Linked DNA regions of Mus musculus: region 2 is linked to region 1. The links are chromatin loops, found by intact Hi-C in ENCODE. Cell type or tissue: left cerebral cortex. All regions are shown on one strand. Links, peaks and the distances in the headings refer to the core of each region. The heading gives the core; the rest is flanking DNA.

What was found. A loop is a pair of places that touch in the nucleus more often than their neighbours do. Peaks named below come from ENCODE experiments on the same cell type or tissue, not always from the same donor. Only the 100,000 strongest peaks of a DNase experiment are listed, where the experiment ranks them.
Region 2: it touches region 1 in a loop (5-fold over the local background); 2 of 42 quality-filtered maps call a loop at or near these places.

What each region holds. Positions count from the first base shown.
Region 1 is chr5:111,064,890-111,073,222 of GRCm38, reverse strand. The region is part of intron 2 of Ttc28 (tetratricopeptide repeat domain 28); the gene reads right to left. Among named protein-coding and RNA genes, the nearest start is that of Mir701, 65 kb to the right of the region's middle. In left cerebral cortex, for the core only: no CTCF peak of the experiment used is centred there; a DNase peak (open chromatin) is centred at 3,546.
Region 2 is chr5:111,012,780-111,021,112 of GRCm38, reverse strand. The region is part of intron 2 of Ttc28 (tetratricopeptide repeat domain 28); the gene reads right to left. Among named protein-coding and RNA genes, the nearest start is that of Mir701, 13 kb to the right of the region's middle. In left cerebral cortex, for the core only: no CTCF peak of the experiment used is centred there; no DNase peak of the experiment used is centred there.

The DNA.
Region 1 (8,333 bases), core at 8-8,007:
TCAGTTAGAGGACACGCCAATTCTCTTCCCGCACTTGTACTTGGGTTCCAGGGTGCCAGGCTTATGCAGCAAACCCCTGTATCTGCTGAGCCATCTCTCCAGCAAGCCCCATAAAGGTTTCGGAAGCAAGTTTGGGTTCACAGCAAAACTGAATAATAAATATACTCCTTCCACCCTGCTCCTACACAATCCTCTCGCAATGTCTGTGTCATAGAGAAACCACTTTGTTTAAAAAACAACACAGCACAACATAAAGCAATTAATAAGATTTTATTATGGTAGAACACTTTGAATATTAATTAGAACATATTAAATATTTTTAGTAATTCTCTGAGAATTACATTTGTGCACACAGGTATTTGATCACACTCCTTACCATACCTCCTCCCAGATCCACCCTCCACTCCCTCCTCCTGGCTCTGGGTCAGTCTTTCTTTTCAAGAATTCACCTAAACCAATTGTGCTGTTGCTAGACTGTGGGGTACAACCACCATCTGGAGCAGCAGTTCTAGGCCTTCCTAACACTGTGACCCTTCAGTACAATAAATACCTCACGTTGTGGCGACCCCCAACCATAAATACGTTCTCACTGCTACTTCATATCTTTAATTTTACTACTGTTATGAATTGTAGTGCAAATATCTGTGTTTGATGGTGGTCCAAGGCAACTCCTCTGAAAGGGTCATCTGACTCCCAAAGGGGTCCACAGGTTGAGAAGAGCTGCTTTGGAGTGTGGCTGACCAGCCAGGAGCCAAAAACCAACTCCCTGCAGACATTCACCATCAGTAACTCAGCAGGGAGGGTGGGAACTCATTGACCCCTCCCCACTCTATGCTACAATGTTTACTGCCTTGATCTTGTGCAGGCAATCCCAGCTGCTGTAAGTTCAAGAGTGCAGGGCCCTGTCCTGTCCAGATGACTTGGCTTGCACTTACACTAAGGATATTTCACAGCAAGTGCACTGTGCGTGGACGAGGTACAGAAGAAAAAGGAAAGTGAAGCAACACTAAGTGCTGGTGACAACCAGAGCAACTGGAACTCTTGTATGCAAATATGGAACAGGAGAATCTGGAATAAGAGGTGGCAGTTTCTTATCTATCGAAATCTTAGATTTAACATTAGATCCAGACAGTACATTCCTAATTTTTCTAGGGAGATGATAACTTCCATCCACACAAAGCCTGTGGATGCTTACAGCAGGCTTCTTCTTAATTTCCCTGTAATTGCAAACAATCCCCATGCATGTGGGAGGTTGATCAGGGGTTCCTAGCCTTCCTAATGCTGCAATCCTTTAATACAGGTCCTTATGATGTGTTAACCCCCAACCATATTACTTTCGTTGCTGCTTCATAACTTATTTTGCTACTGTTACAAATCATATGTAAATATTCTTGAAGACAGAGGTTTGCCAAAAGTGTCGCAACCCAGGGGCTGAGAAGCATTGAGGTGGATGCATAATGTTTAAACAAGGGCTCAGCACTTAGAAAGAAAATAAACAAACTGGGGTACACAACAGCAGCTGAAAGCCAGAGGTCAAAGCTGAGGAGGGGGCCCCTTTCCAGGGGCCAATGGCCACACAGTTCTACTTCTAGGATAGCTTGGAAAAGACAAAAGTAGAGCAATCTGCCATTGTTAAGGTGTGATGGTCAGGAAAGGGTGTTTCTGAAGAATGGTGGGAGGCAGTTTGGGGTATTAGAGCATGTTCTGACACATGTTAATGCATGTTAAAACTAAAGGTAGCGTACATGCAATGCAGATGTGCACACACAAATACATGTATATACATACATATGTACAAACACATATACTCAAACATACACATACATGCATATACAAACATGCACACACACATACACACATATGTACATACATATACATACACACAGATACACTGATACACACATAATGCATGCATACATATATACATACACACATATATACACATATATACACCCATATACATAGACACATATACCCACATACATACATACATATACATACATACACATATATACATACACACAAATGTTTATACCCACACAGAGATTCACTCATACACATACATGCATACATATGTACCTATGTACATATACACACGTATACATATACACATACACATATGTACAGACACACAGGCACACTCATACACACAGATACACAGATACATATATATATATATACACACACATATACATACACACATATGTATACACACAGATACACTCATACACACGCATCCATACATGCATACATATATACATATGTACACACTGATACATACATAAGTACACATATACACATATACATACATATTTACATACACACATATGTTTACACACACAGATACACTGATACACATACACACACACTGACTGGAAAGCACTGGGCAGGTAGCAGTGCAAACATCAATACAATGAAAGGAATACAGAAGGGCAACATGCGCCTTGTATAAAAGATTTAAAAGAGCTGTGCTAGAATAAACAGATGTTGAGATGCATGTTACATTCTTATTGATGTGCAGTATTCAAAGACCAGAAGTCACAAGACGATTTAGGATTAAGAGTGGATTACCACATAGGGGCTGGCTCAAAGGTTAAGCTCTTGTCACGCACACAAGAGACCCTGAGGTCAGTTCAGAGCGAGATCGTAGAGAGAACAGAATGCGCTCTGGGTCTGCCTGAGAGACTCAAAGAGTAAGGTGGAGAATGGTGGAGGAAGGGACCCGGGACTACACATGTGCCTGCACACACATGTGTGCTGAGCACAGAACAACACACACACAGGAAAAGAAGCAAAAGAGAATGTATAGAACTCTGCACAGTCAATCTCATTATTCACAGATTTTGTTCATGAATTTGCCTAATTACTAAACTTTATAGCTCTAGAGTCAGTTGTGAAGGGCAAGAGACCAGCAGAGGACAAACCAGCCAACTCAGCACTCCCACAAGGGACATGACTCAGGTGCACAAGCCCATTGTATGTCCCTAAATGCAAGAACACAAGAGTGTCACAGCAGTGCGCCTGCCAGGCATGGTTAGGTAAGCTTACTCAGGCTTCAGGCATAGAGTCGCTGCCCAGAAGTGCAATGCCAACAAATCAACATACATAATACATACTGTACCAGAAACACCCACAAAACCACATCTTGTACGGATCCACTAATGAGACCAGAGACTCATGGGAACCCAGCCCTGCAGTTTTACTCAGAGCAACGGCTTGGGTATGATGACTCACTATTTTCGGAAATGTCACAGAACATAATTATCATTAATAATAATTATTGTTTGTTTTAATTAGAGGGAAGAAAGACAATCCCCCTTGGTGTCTGCCCCGGTTCTGAAGCAGCGAATGGGCAGAGCCTGCAATTCAGTGCCATCTCCTGTAATTAGGAAGCATACACGTAGTGGTCCAAACACTAACAGTGAGTAGAACCGCTGTGTGTTATTAACAAGATCTCTCCACTAGCTAGTACTCCTCTGAGTGTCTCTTCAAACCAGGACAGCTCTGAGGCAGCATGCCAAGGAAGACTGACAAGACAAAGACAGACAAGGATATAGTCTGCCTACCAGTGCCATCGCTAGAGAGCCAAGAAGGAAATGAACACCCAAACAGAAACTAACAGACTGTCTTAGTTAGGTTTCCATTGCTGTGAAGAGACACCATGATCAAGACAACTCTTATAAGGACAACATTTAACTGGGGCTGGCTTACAGGTTCAGAAGTTTAGTCTATTACTGTCATGGCAGGAAGCTGGCAGCATCCAGGCAGATAGAGTGCTAGAGCAGCTGAGAATTCTACATCTTGATCCAAAGGCAGCCAAGGAGGAGACTGTCTTTTGTAGGCACCTAGGAGGCTGATTGCACATAGGCTGGAGACTAAGTATAGGAGGCCTCAAAGCCCACCAGTGACACACTTCCTCCAACAAGGCCACATCTCCTCCAGTAAGGACACATCTCCTAATAGCACCACTCCCTAAGGCCAAGCACTCAAACACATGAGTCTATAGAGGCCATTCCTGGTCAAACCACCACACAGACCATTCATAGAGGTAAAGAAATGCGTTCAGGGGCTAGAGCAATGGCTCTAGCTGCTCTTGCAGTGGGACAATGTTTGATTCCCAGCATCCACCTGTTGGCACACAACCATTTGTAACTCCGCTTCCAGAGGCTCCAGGGCTCCACCATGGCTCCCACAAACTGTACTACGTGCTCAACATACACACATTGTGGAGCACAGTAAGAAAGGCACAGAACCCTATAGCCGGGACTTGATGCCAGCAAGCGTGGGGATGCATACGCATTCGCTGCTCTGCTGGTATATACCGCGGACTCTGCAAACTTTAAACTTTCCTGCCTGCAACTGGGGCTGGAGGGATGGTTCCTCATGAGGAGAACTTGCTGCTCTCTAAAATCTGGTTCCCAGAACCATGTCACATAGCTTACAACCTCCAGCTGCAGGGGACAGGGACAGGACAAACACATGTGCGCGTGCACACACACACACACAATTTTTAAAAACTAGATCTTTAAGCCACCCTGGATGTGATGACGTTCTGTCAGTCACACCCTCCCCTGTGAGTCACAAAACAACTGTTTCTAGTATATAAGAAGGGAGCCCAGAGGGGTTGAAGGCCATGGGCTGCCTCTACAGGACAGGTGTTCTCATGAGCAGCTCTGCTCCACGTGCACCCCTGATTTGGATGCGGGTTCTCCACCTTCTTCATTCTGTTTTCTTGGGGAGTTACGTCTGGGACTGTCCTAGCTAAGTGGACCAACCGAGGACAAACCTGCTTATAGAAGGTTTTACTGTAGCAGAGCAGATAACATCCCGCGGTCTCAGGAGCAGGACAAGTTAAAAGTCTCGTTCTAACCTAAAATGTCATATTTAATATTGAGAGATGATGCCAAACACCAAGCTTCGTGTCCCTGGACAATTTTGGCCATTTTTAAACAGCGTTACTGAGGTCAGTGCAGTTCAGTCTGCTGAGAATATGCTTCACGCTGTTGGTGGGGTTATTCTTGTGAAGTTATGACAGCAGCTCCAGTAAGGAGATAGCAGGGGTGGAGCAAACTCATTATTTAAGGGGGGGGGCTGTCAGAACAGCATGGCAGGCTCTAATAGTGGGAAAGTTAGCTATTTTGATTGAGAAATGTTCAGAAGTCTTGCTTGAGGTTTCTGTTGCTGTGGCGGCACCAATATCCTAGGATTTGCTGTATTTTTAAAAATGGCCATAAAACAGGCAAAGCTGCATGATTTGATTAGCACCCCAGGACTTGCTGACGTTGGAGCACTGGCCACGCGAGCCAGTAGCTCACTGGCTAAGCAGGCCTGGGTTTGGTGTGCTACGTGACAGGTCATTTTCACGCAGCGGTGCAGCCTGCACACACCTTTTCCAGAGCTCGCCAAGTGCTGACTTCATTCGCTCCCGCAATGAAGCCCTCTTTCCATAAAACATGTCAAAACAGCACTTTCAGGATTTGAAAAATCTGAAGTGACAGAATCAAACTCATTTATTTTTAATGAAAAAATACCCTGGGCGTATTCTCCTGAAACAAGTCTGCCTTTCCTAAGGGTGTGTTGTATTCCCTCTCTTCAGAGTGCACTCAGGGTTGCAAGGGCATGCACGAATCAATGAGCTTAGTCAGGAGTTCACAGCCATCGGGGATGTGTGTAAAAGCCGTGTGCTGACGTAGAGTTGTCTGGGAGCAACTTAAGAACAGGCTCAAATGTAAATTCAGATTGGTGGTCTCCATTCTGAAGTCAGTTGTTTCAGATAGTTTAAAAGTTTTCCCAGTGACTGGTCACCATTCATAAAGGGTAGTTAGATTCTCCAGCCAGTTCACAATGGCTTGTCACAGTGAGAAGATGACTACAATATTACAGAAAGGAGAAGAAATAGAACCTGCATTTATTAGGTTACAAAGCACTTTCACATAAGTAATCTTACTGAATTTTTAAAACCCTATAAAGTAAATTGTTCTGTCTTCCTTTAAAAGAAAAAGGACTGAATGGAGGAGGGCCTAGCACTGACAGAGGTGACTAGCCCAAGGCAACTTTCAGGGGTCGGGGTCGGGGGTGAGGAATAAAAAGATTCAAATGCAGAGCCTCTTGTCTCTGAGGCCACAGCTTTAGTTCTGTGCCTTTAAACCATGTTTACAAGTGGAGAGGACTTGTACTTTCCAAACAGAAAATGTAAGCAATCTATTCCGTGACCCCAACAGCCCAGGAGTACAGAGACAAGGCCTACACAGCTCTGTGTGTCCCAGTTACTAAATGACAGGGTAGACGTGTGAAAAGCAGTGGCCTCTTGCCTGTGCGTCTTCTGTTCAGCCTTCCCTGGATGTGTGCAACTCTGACCAATTCCACGTTCCTTACCCTACACTCATGGTCTTTCAAACTCTCGGTTCTCCATCCTTTAAACCCCAAAATCCAGAGTGAGTAAATACACATTCCCATCTCTCCCGTGGCTGCCCATGCTCCCTAACCAGGACAGACAAGAATCATCCACAGCTGCTTCACCCATAAAGCCCCGAGCCTGAAAACTCTGCACCGCCCCACCGGGAGAAACTACCCACTCACGCTGGCATCCAGGGAGTGGACCTTGACTAGGGAGAGGAAACGCAAAGGATACTTAGTTGCGTCAACTTTGGAAACTATACTTCTGAAACAAATTAAGAAACCCATTTCAAGCTGTTTGAAATGAATGCAGGTTGACACTTGCAAATGAATCTTCTGAAGAGAGGTAGTTCTGATTCGCCAGCATCATTTCAAACGCTCCTAGAGATGAATATTCAGAGCCCACACATCAATTTTTAATGTAATAGAATCCCGGATGCTTAAAAAGTAGGTTCCACTTCATAATCTGTCATCTTCTCTACATCCTTTCAGGATGCATTAATTTTTTAAAAAGTTCTTTTAACTCAGCTCCAAACAGACATTTTTACCACAACACTGCAAGTTCAAAGCTAATGCACAAGCCCTCTAGTTTAATTGATAGCTCATGAAGGAATCCGTGTTAATTATAAAGCTGTGGCCATAATTAAATACGAATACGGATGTGCTAGAGTGTGGGTTCGGAGTGTCTCACTTTCAAAGTCTTTGAGGAAAAAAGTCAAGTGGCTTTCTGAAGCTCTCAGAAGAGTATATTTAATATTCTAATATAGTAGACTAGATACAGATAGCAGCCGGCTGGTGGTTCCTTCCCAGCACAATCCTGGTTATGACTAATGGAAAATGTTAAATGATCGCACACCATGTGACACTGGCAGATAAGTGGCCTCTGGAAGCATGGATCAGCAATTTCAGCCCAAGTGACAGTGAAGCAGGAGACCCAGGGCTTTTTCAGGAGACACATGCTCTTCGTACCTTCAGTGCACTGGCTCACAGCAATGAAAAAGAAATACTTGTTTTTAAAACATACTTTACACCCACATTTAAATGCCTAATTAATCCTCATAATTAAATGCAACCACTTTCTTTGCGAGATCTTTTTTATTTCCATAAACTCTGGAAGTTAATGGAAATCATTGTGTCATTATGGCTAAGGTAATAAATGCCTAGTGGTCAATAGGCTCTGAACCTTAACAGGCAGTTAACTAATTCAGTTGGAAATAAGACCAATAGTTCTAATAGCCTCTAATTTCACCACAAGAGTCTACCCTTATGAACTATGGATGGCTCTTCCTATAGCAGTTTAAATGTAAAAACACATGCATTTGAATTCAAAAGCTTGCCCTGATTTCATTCGCCAAGGAGACCAGAGATCAGAAAGGGTCCTTCCCTGAGAAATATTTATATGCAATAAGCAGGGCTAGCACAAGCAGACATGAAGAGACTCTAAGTACAAAAGACAATTTGGTCTATTTGAAAATCACTTACATTTTCTTTTGCTTATTCCAAGCAGTCTGGATTTTCTTTTCTTTCTTTTCTTTTCTTTTTTTAATCATACAAAAGGAACAACTATAAATATACTTTGTAATAAAAGCAAAAGGGGGTCTCAGACCCTGGTCACATCCTGTTGGCTTACTCTGTAGAATGACAACTGCTCTCACTGCAGGCGAGAGCTTAGCCTGTGTCTCACCAGCACCCTCCACATTGGAGGGGTGAGAGTCATGAGAGCCTCTGCTGAAAATCACTCTGGCTGTCTGGCTCACAGCAGCAGCCACAGAGCATTCTGAGGGATGGGGTGGGGAATGCCTCTGGCCCTTCAATGTCACAGAGCGACTTGTGGATGGAGAAGGCTGCGGGCTCCCAGCTCTGCTGGCAGTTTGGCCTGATAGTCTGTGTCTCACCCGATCCTCCTAAGCAGCTTTAGCCCCACTCCTGAATCCGTT
Region 2 (8,333 bases), core at 206-8,205, 52 kb after region 1:
TGTGGAAGGCACCAAGACCAAGAAACATGGCCAAGCCAGGATGCCTGTCAACCAAGTAACTGGCACCTATGAAGGGAGAGAAGCCAGATGTGGTGGCCCACGCTCGTAATCCCAGCACCTGGGAGGCACGGGCCAAAGCAGGAGGATCACTGTGAATTTAAGGTGAGCCTATTTGCATAGTAAGTCTGAGCAACCCTTTTTTGGGAATGGGGACGAGAATGCAATGAACTTATTCTATTACCCCAGTCAAATTTCATTCTCCATGAGCTAATACTTCCTAGTGAAGGTCAGAACCATTCGCTAAAACATGGACCATTAGGGACAGTGTCTTAGTTGTGGTCACTGTGGCTATGATGTAACACCACAACCAAAAGCAACTCGGGGAGAAAAGGGGTTTAGTTTCCTCACAGTTCCATGGAACAGCTCATCATCAGAAACACTGAGAGCAGGAACTCTAGCAGGGTAGGAGCCTGGAGGCAGGAGCTGATGCAGAGGCCATGGAGGGGTGCTGCTTACTGGCTTGCTCCCCATAGCTTGCTCAGCCTGCTTTGTTATAGACCCCAGGACCACCAGCTAACAGGTAATCCCACCCACAATGGGGTGGGCCCTCCAACATCAATCAGTAATTAATAAAATGTTCTACATACTTGCCTACAGCCCAATCTTAAGAAAGCATTTTCATAACTGAGGTTCCCTACTCTTGGATGAGTCTAGCTTATGTCCAGGTGACATAGATAGGCTAGAAGAGCCCGTGAAATGGCTCAGCAAGTAAAGGTGCTTGACACTAGGCCTGATCTCTCTCTCTCTCTCTCTCTCTCTCTCTCTCTCTCTCTCTCTCTCACACACACACACACACACACACACACACACACAATCCAGACATGGTAGAGCATACCTGTAAGCCTAGCACTTGAGATGTGGAGGCAGGTTCAAGGTCTTCCCCAGCTATAGGGTGAGTTCAAAGCCAGCCCAGGCTATGTGAGACCTGATCTCACAAGCAAAACAAAGCAAAAACATATAAGCTGTTAGAATAGCAGCAGAACACACACCTAATCCATTACGGATCCATTATGGGAAATCTAAGCACCAATCTGTTGGGAAAGAGCTGTAAACTTAATTCACTGTCACTACACTTATAAGACACTTTTATGCTGTTCTCAGATAAAAGCCAAGATCTCCTGATGTCAGCTTCTTGCTCAAGGCCACCTACCCTTAGTACAAAATTCATGTCTGACTTCAGCATCATTTCCTTTCCATATGGCACACCCAGGCAGCTGCTGGGGCAGAAAGAGCAGTGTGCACAGCTCACCCCATCGGGCCCCCACACCCAGAGAAAGCCTGTGACTGGCAGGTTCCTTCCACAGAATTCCAGTTTCCAGAAGTGGTGACAGACACACAGAGGAGAAAGGTTCCTGCTGTCTACTCCAAATGATATCTAAGGCAGCGACATGAGACAAGGGTCTGTGAGAAACCCAGCTTGTTAAGAACATACAAACAATGCTGAGGCCTATTAAAACTCTAATGCTCTGCCTAGTTATCCTGCAGTCCAGTTCAGTGACTGGCTTCTAAATTCAACCCGGGTGTCACATGCTGTCGGTTGGTGACCTTTGATAACAAGCACTGGAAGCTCTGCTTTCTGAGATTTTTAGAAATGTTTTACTTTTTTATTTTAATTATGTGTAGCTGCGTGTGACTGGGGAGCTGGAATCACAGTTTTGATCCACCTGACGAGAGTGCTGGAGACTGAATCCTGGTCCTCTGAAGGAGCCCAGAACCTGTCCTTTCCCTGAGTCACCTCCCAAGCACAGCTTTCTGAGATTCTATGCATTTGAGTGTTTTGAAATTCCCGAAGCGTCCCTTTAGATGTGTCTATAATCCTTCCTCATTTTTAAGCTCAAATGTACAGACCTGTGTAGTGCATCTGACATAAAGAGACTCAAGTTCAAAGCCCAGATCACAATGTAGTAACAGTTACTAAGCAAGTCTCAGACTCGGTCTCCTCCCTGTAAAACAGCTATTCTGAACTTCTCGGTATTGTCATCCTGTTAGGTGAGATGGCTCTGGGGCAGTGCCCAGCGTTTAGCAGTCCCTGAACACTAGCTGGGCTTGCCCGTGCCTCTGCTGGGAACGTCCATGAAAACAAATAAGAATCTGAAAAGTTTTACTTGCAATTTGGCTCGGACAGCCAAGACTCCACATACCATGGGGTCTAACTATAAAGCTAGCACTGAAATAAGATCCACAAATGACTTTTACACAACTTCACAGTTTCAAAAGGACAACTTCACCTAAGGGGCACCCATGTTCAAACTGCAGACAACATGCTCCTCAAGTTCCTGGGGGATGCCATTAAGCAAATGAGACACAGAAACCCTGGCTGCCTCTTGCCAAGTTCATTGGAAGGAACAGAACACTATTCCATACTCTGAGACTGGTGCTGGGATCTAGACCACACACAAGGAGAGTACTGTCCCGCCACACGTCCCATACCCCACAATCCTGGTGATGTCAGTGCCCATGAGGTGGCCTGGCTTTAGAACAGGCAGGTGCACTCCACTTTGAACGTTCAGCTTATTTGGTGTCAGCTGTTCCCTTGTTTGTTACAAGTCTGAGTTCTAGATTCAAAGCTTTGCTGACATTTGCTCAAGTCCTTCACTGCTTTGGGCCCTAAAACAGGGCCTGCGGCGGTGGCTCGATGGGTAGGAGTGCTTACTGTTATCACTGAGGACCTGGATACAGTTCCCAGTGCTCACAAGGCAACCTGCAGCTGCCTGTCACTCTGGCTCCTGAGCACCCAGAGCCCTCTTCTCACGCCCTCAGGCTCATGCATGCCCATGGTACACACACATATACCACACATACACATGTAAATACATTAAAAGTATTAATTAATAATAATAAACTAAATAGATGCTACCTGAGCCAGGTGCGTCTGTGAAGGCCAATAGTGCCTTCAGGATCCTTGGCTCCCAACACACCTGGTGTTGGGTTATAGCTGTCTCTTGGCTATAAAGAGTATGCTGCCTGAAAAGCCCTCATTCAGTCTGCTCACATACATGGGACAGGTAGAAGGCAGTTTTAGTGGCCTCCTTGTCATCACAGGTAAGTAGTTTTGTGTGGTCCAAAGCAGCCATGGCTTAGGATTCCCTCCTGAACACCATCTCTGCAGCCATTCACTGCCGGTGAGAGGATGTCGGTGAAGCAGGAAAGTTAACAGAGACAATGAATTGAGATGTTTCTCTTAAGAACCGCTTGTCCCAGGCGCTTGAGTAACAAGCTCCCATTTTCAAATGTGCAGCTTGGCTTGGGGTACGTTTGCTTGTCAAATGACAGGATCCAGGAGAAGAAGACGCTCAATACCAACGAAGGAACCTCCTCATTTGTCAGGAAGTTAGAACATCAGATGTGTTCATTCTCCTCCTGATGGAACATGCAATAAGGACATGGGGAGGGCAGCAAATATGGACTTCAGCTATGCCGTACAGGTGTTGCCTCCCATGGCGCCAGCTCCCTCACCTGCCTTGTAGCACCTGCCTCCAGCTTCCTTCCTCCTTCCTCCAACCCGCCAGCTCTCCCTTTCTCCCTCTCCCCCTCTCCTCTCCCCACCCCAGTTCATCCACGTGACATATTATTCAAACAGTAACTCTGCCCTTAGGTGTCAAAGCCTACTCAGGCTGAGGGCAGGAGACAATTGTAGTTTTAAGGGCATGAACTCTGGGGAAATGGTGTGGGTAACAAGCATGAAGGATACAGAAGGTGCCTAACAGCAGTGGCAGGAAACTGATCCAGTCCCACAGGCCTGGGAGTGGCCAATGTCCGACAGAAGTGGAATGTGACAGAAAGTTTTGTTTTCCAGAATCTGCTGAAATGTATGGTTTTTCTGTATGTGTAGCAGTTTTGCATTTAACAGTGTGTGTTCTCAAGACATACTTGAGTAAATAGCTCCAGCACTGAGCAGCTAAGAAAGAAGTCTGCCTTTGTTCAGAGTTCCCTAAAGAAGGCTTTCGTGTCATAACACTCTTAATTCTCATATGCAGTTCAGCATGAGGAACTTTTTCAAAATGATCTGACTTAATGTTCTTCAGATTTTAGAATAAGCGTCCCCATATGCACAGTTACAGGTTTTGGGCCCCTTCTTTCCTTTCTATTTATTGGGGAGCTACAATATGCACATGAAGGTCAGAGGACAATTTTCAAGAGTCACCTCAAGTCATCAGCTTGGTGGCAAGCACACTGGCTGCTGGCCCATTTCTCTGGCCCCTGTGGGTCCTTTGTTGAGATTCTGAAGTGATCACATCAAAGAGAGTAAAGTGTGTGGGAGGGAATATGTAGGTTATTTTACCTTTGCTATTTACTGAACAAACATCATGGAGCCGCAGTACTGCAATTCTGGAGCCACAGCAACACTCGAGCCATAGCACTGCAGTGCTGAAGCCACAGCACTGCAACACTGGGGATACAGCACTGCAACACTGGAATCTCAGCCCTGCAACACTGGAGCCACAACACTGCAACACTGGAATCTCAGCCCTGCAACACTGGGGCCACAGCACTGCAACACTGGAGCCACAGCACTGCAACACTGGAATCTCAGCCCTGAAACACTGGAGCCACAGCACTGCAACACTGGAATCTCAGCCCTGAAACACTGGAGCCACAGCACTGCAACACTGGAATCTCAGCCCTGCAACACTGGAGCCACAACACTGCAACACTGGAGCTGCAGCACTATAATGCTGGAGCTATAACACTGCAATGCTGGAGCCATAACACTGCAATGCTGGAGCCACAACACTGCAACACTGGAATCTCAGCCCTGCAACACTGGGGCCACAGCACTGCAACACTGGAATCTCAGCCCTGAAACACTGGGCCCACAGCACTGAAATACTGGAATCTCAGCCCTGAAACACTGGGCCCACAGCACTGCAACACTGGAGCCACAGCACTGCAACACTGGAATCTCAGCCCTGAAACACTGGGGCCACAGCACTGTAACACTGGGGCTGCAGCACTGCAACACTGGAATCTCAGCCCTGCAACACTGGGGCCACAGCACTTCAACACTGGAGCCACAGCACTGTAACACTGGAGCTGCAGCACTGCAACAATGGAGCTGCAGCACTATAATGCTGGAGCTATAACACTGCAATGCTGGAGCCATAACACTGCAACACTGGAGCCACAGCACTGCAACACTGGGGCTACAGCACTGTAACACTGGAGCCACAGCACTGCAACACTGGGGCTGCAGCACTGCAACACTAGAGCCACAGCACTACAACACTGGGCCCACAGCACTGCAACACTGGAGCCACAGCACTGCAACACTGGAGCCACAGCACTGTAACACTGGGGCTGCAGCACTGCAACACTGGGGCTGCAGCACTGCAACAATGGAGCCACGGCAGCACTGGAACCACAGAGGAGCAGCAGCAGAGAGAGGCACCTTCACAGCACCAGCACGTTGATGGCTAAGAAGGTATGGAGAACAAGGACACAGACAATGCACTCTAATGTACTCTGGACTCTTCAACTCAAAGTCTTATGGACAAGACAGTGTCAGTGACTATCAGAGGCTAACAGTCCACTGCACCTATGTGTTCCTTCTCTGTGACGTCTATGGCAGCTCAGTCTCCTGGGTTCAGAGGTGCCATGACTGCTGCTCACACTGCTGTGGGGACCATCTTCCCAGCCCCCATTTCTGTTCACTAAAATGAAAATGTAATGGGAAAAGAGGATTTAACTCTTTAAATCATAATGAAGTTAATAAAGGGGCTGAAATATAAGCTTCATTTGCTCAGCTAAGCCTCAAACCCTTTGTATCCGATAGTGATAATCCCATGGCAACTAGAAAACACACTTATCTTATTAACGAGACTGGAATTATTTTAATTAGGTGTCTCCACATGCACCAACTGTTAGAAATCAGACTGTTTTGAAACAGTTGTTAATGACTTAACACGGCACACGTTCTTCTCAATTTCAGGCTGAAATCTATGTTTGAGACAGATGGGGAAGAGCCTGGCCCTGCTGTGTAACAGAGAAGCAGCCTTGTGGGCTTGGAGATGCATTTCCCACTGGGATCTAGCAAAACAATCTTAAAGACACTCAGAAAGACAATCATAAACTTTCATGGCATCTGGTACATTCAAAGTCTGGAGCCTGCTGCTAGTAACATCCAATTATGAGAAGAGATACTTTATCTCAGACACGAGTCTCTGAATTTCAATATCTCACAACACCTGATGACAATATCAGACAACCCAGTTTGATGAATTTACACTGTCCAGTAAATCCCTCCTCACACAAGAGCGAGGGCTGGATGAAGTTCCATTCTGTGCATCTCTGCCGGTTAAAAGTGGGATTGTTTCCAGCTTATTGTTAATTCATACAACTTCTGGAAAATATGAAAGGACTATTAATGTCTAAGAAGTGTTTTGGCCCTCCAAGGAGCCTGTAGAAATAGTAGCCCATGATGGCAAACTAGACGGTGACACACTTGACGCCTGGTGACCAGACAGTGGGCACCACCCTTCCTGGTGTTTCTTAGAAAGAGAATTTTCACCTGCCTATGAAGAAGCAGAAATATATTTATTCTTATTTTCTGACCTAATTAGTAAGCAAAGAGGCAGCATTCTGTCCATATCTGCCTAACACTTTCCTAGACCAGAGACAAAGACAATTCTAGAGAAAGCAGAGGGAGGAAGGCGCACATAGGTAGCCATATTAATTTCCAAATCTTCTTTATCTGGCATCTCCCTAATAGCGCTCTATAAACAAGTCTTTCCCCAGCATGCTGGACTCCTTAGGCTCCTGATCAGGAAATATGATATGCACACACAGACGCAACAGCAGTGCTTTATACAAGGTTTGGATATTTGGATAGGATGGTCTTTTGATTCAGTGTAAGATTGAGATAGGCATACTTAATAACCCATTTAACGGCTTCGCTCTCTGATCACATTTTTTAGAGCTGTAGTCATTTTACAGCAAATAAAAATTATGGTTGTAGCAAGGCACAGACAGCAATATCTTGAGCTAGATATTTGGCAGTGTTGGATACTTCGTGGCTCACACACACAGTGCATGTATAGGACTTGGTGACAAGTTCTGTAATATTTTTTTTAGTTCTCACATAGAGAAGGCATTTCTATTGGCTCTAAATGGCCAGAAGACCACCCTTCTGGTGACAGTTCCTCCATTATTTCTTCTGATCTGCCTCACAATATAACATAGAGTGTGTCTTCAGAATGTGGCGGAAGAAGAAGAACAATTGTTAAATTACACAGCTACAAACTGAAGATGAGATCTCTCTCAGAACCAAGTCTTAGTGCCCTCACCACTCTCACAGGAGCTGGAAGAACAGCACTCTTGAGAACCAGATCAACCCAGGAAGTTGTACAAGACTTACAAGTTTTCCGTCTAAACGAGTGCATTAGAAAGCAATAGTCCTGCAACAAACACAGGAGGACCACAGGCTTTCCAAAAAGAGGTGGGATGAGATGATACCTGGAAGACAGTCCTGGGTCACAGCAACAGCTATGGTGTCATTCTCATGGCCCACAACACTATTAGTGATAGCCATGACCATAAAGGCATGAAGATAACAGAGGAAAACAGTAATTCACCAGTCCTAGCAGGAGTGTGGCATGTGCCTGAAATGCTGAAGGCCACGAGGTTATGATCAACTGGTGCTACACAGCAAGAGCCTGCTTCAAAAACACTAAAGCACACACCCACACATACAATCACACACACACCACCAAGAACAACAAGCCACAATCTCAAATCACTACACACTCAGTGGTATACAGGCTATACAAATGTACTACCTAAATCATTAAAAAAATATATATAATAAATAACCAAAACCCATCATTCTTGCTGAGTCTGAAACCAAGACCACAGCATCATGACATACAGATTTCAGAACCCTGACTTCTCAAAGCTCTGGATGAAAATTTCCTAAGACAAAGAAAAGCCTTATATAAGAATTATTTCAAAGTAAGTATTTTAAAGCATTGTCATTCAGGATCAGCATAACCCAACAGTCTCCTGGGATCCGGGATTTGAGAGTAAGGAGGAGTATTCTGGGGCGGGATGGCACATCACTAATCCACCCCACTCTACTCTGAGAGGGGAGCTGTGACTGTGTAGGTTCTCCAAATAAAAACACAAAAAGGCCTTTAGATCTCTCAAGAGTTGCTCGACGGAGATGAACGGATGCTATGCAAACTGGAACCAGCGTCTGAGTGCAGCCTTGGTTATTAACACTTGGTCTCTGGTCCCTAAGCGTCTGAGTGCAGCCTGGTCACTAGGTCGGCCCCACC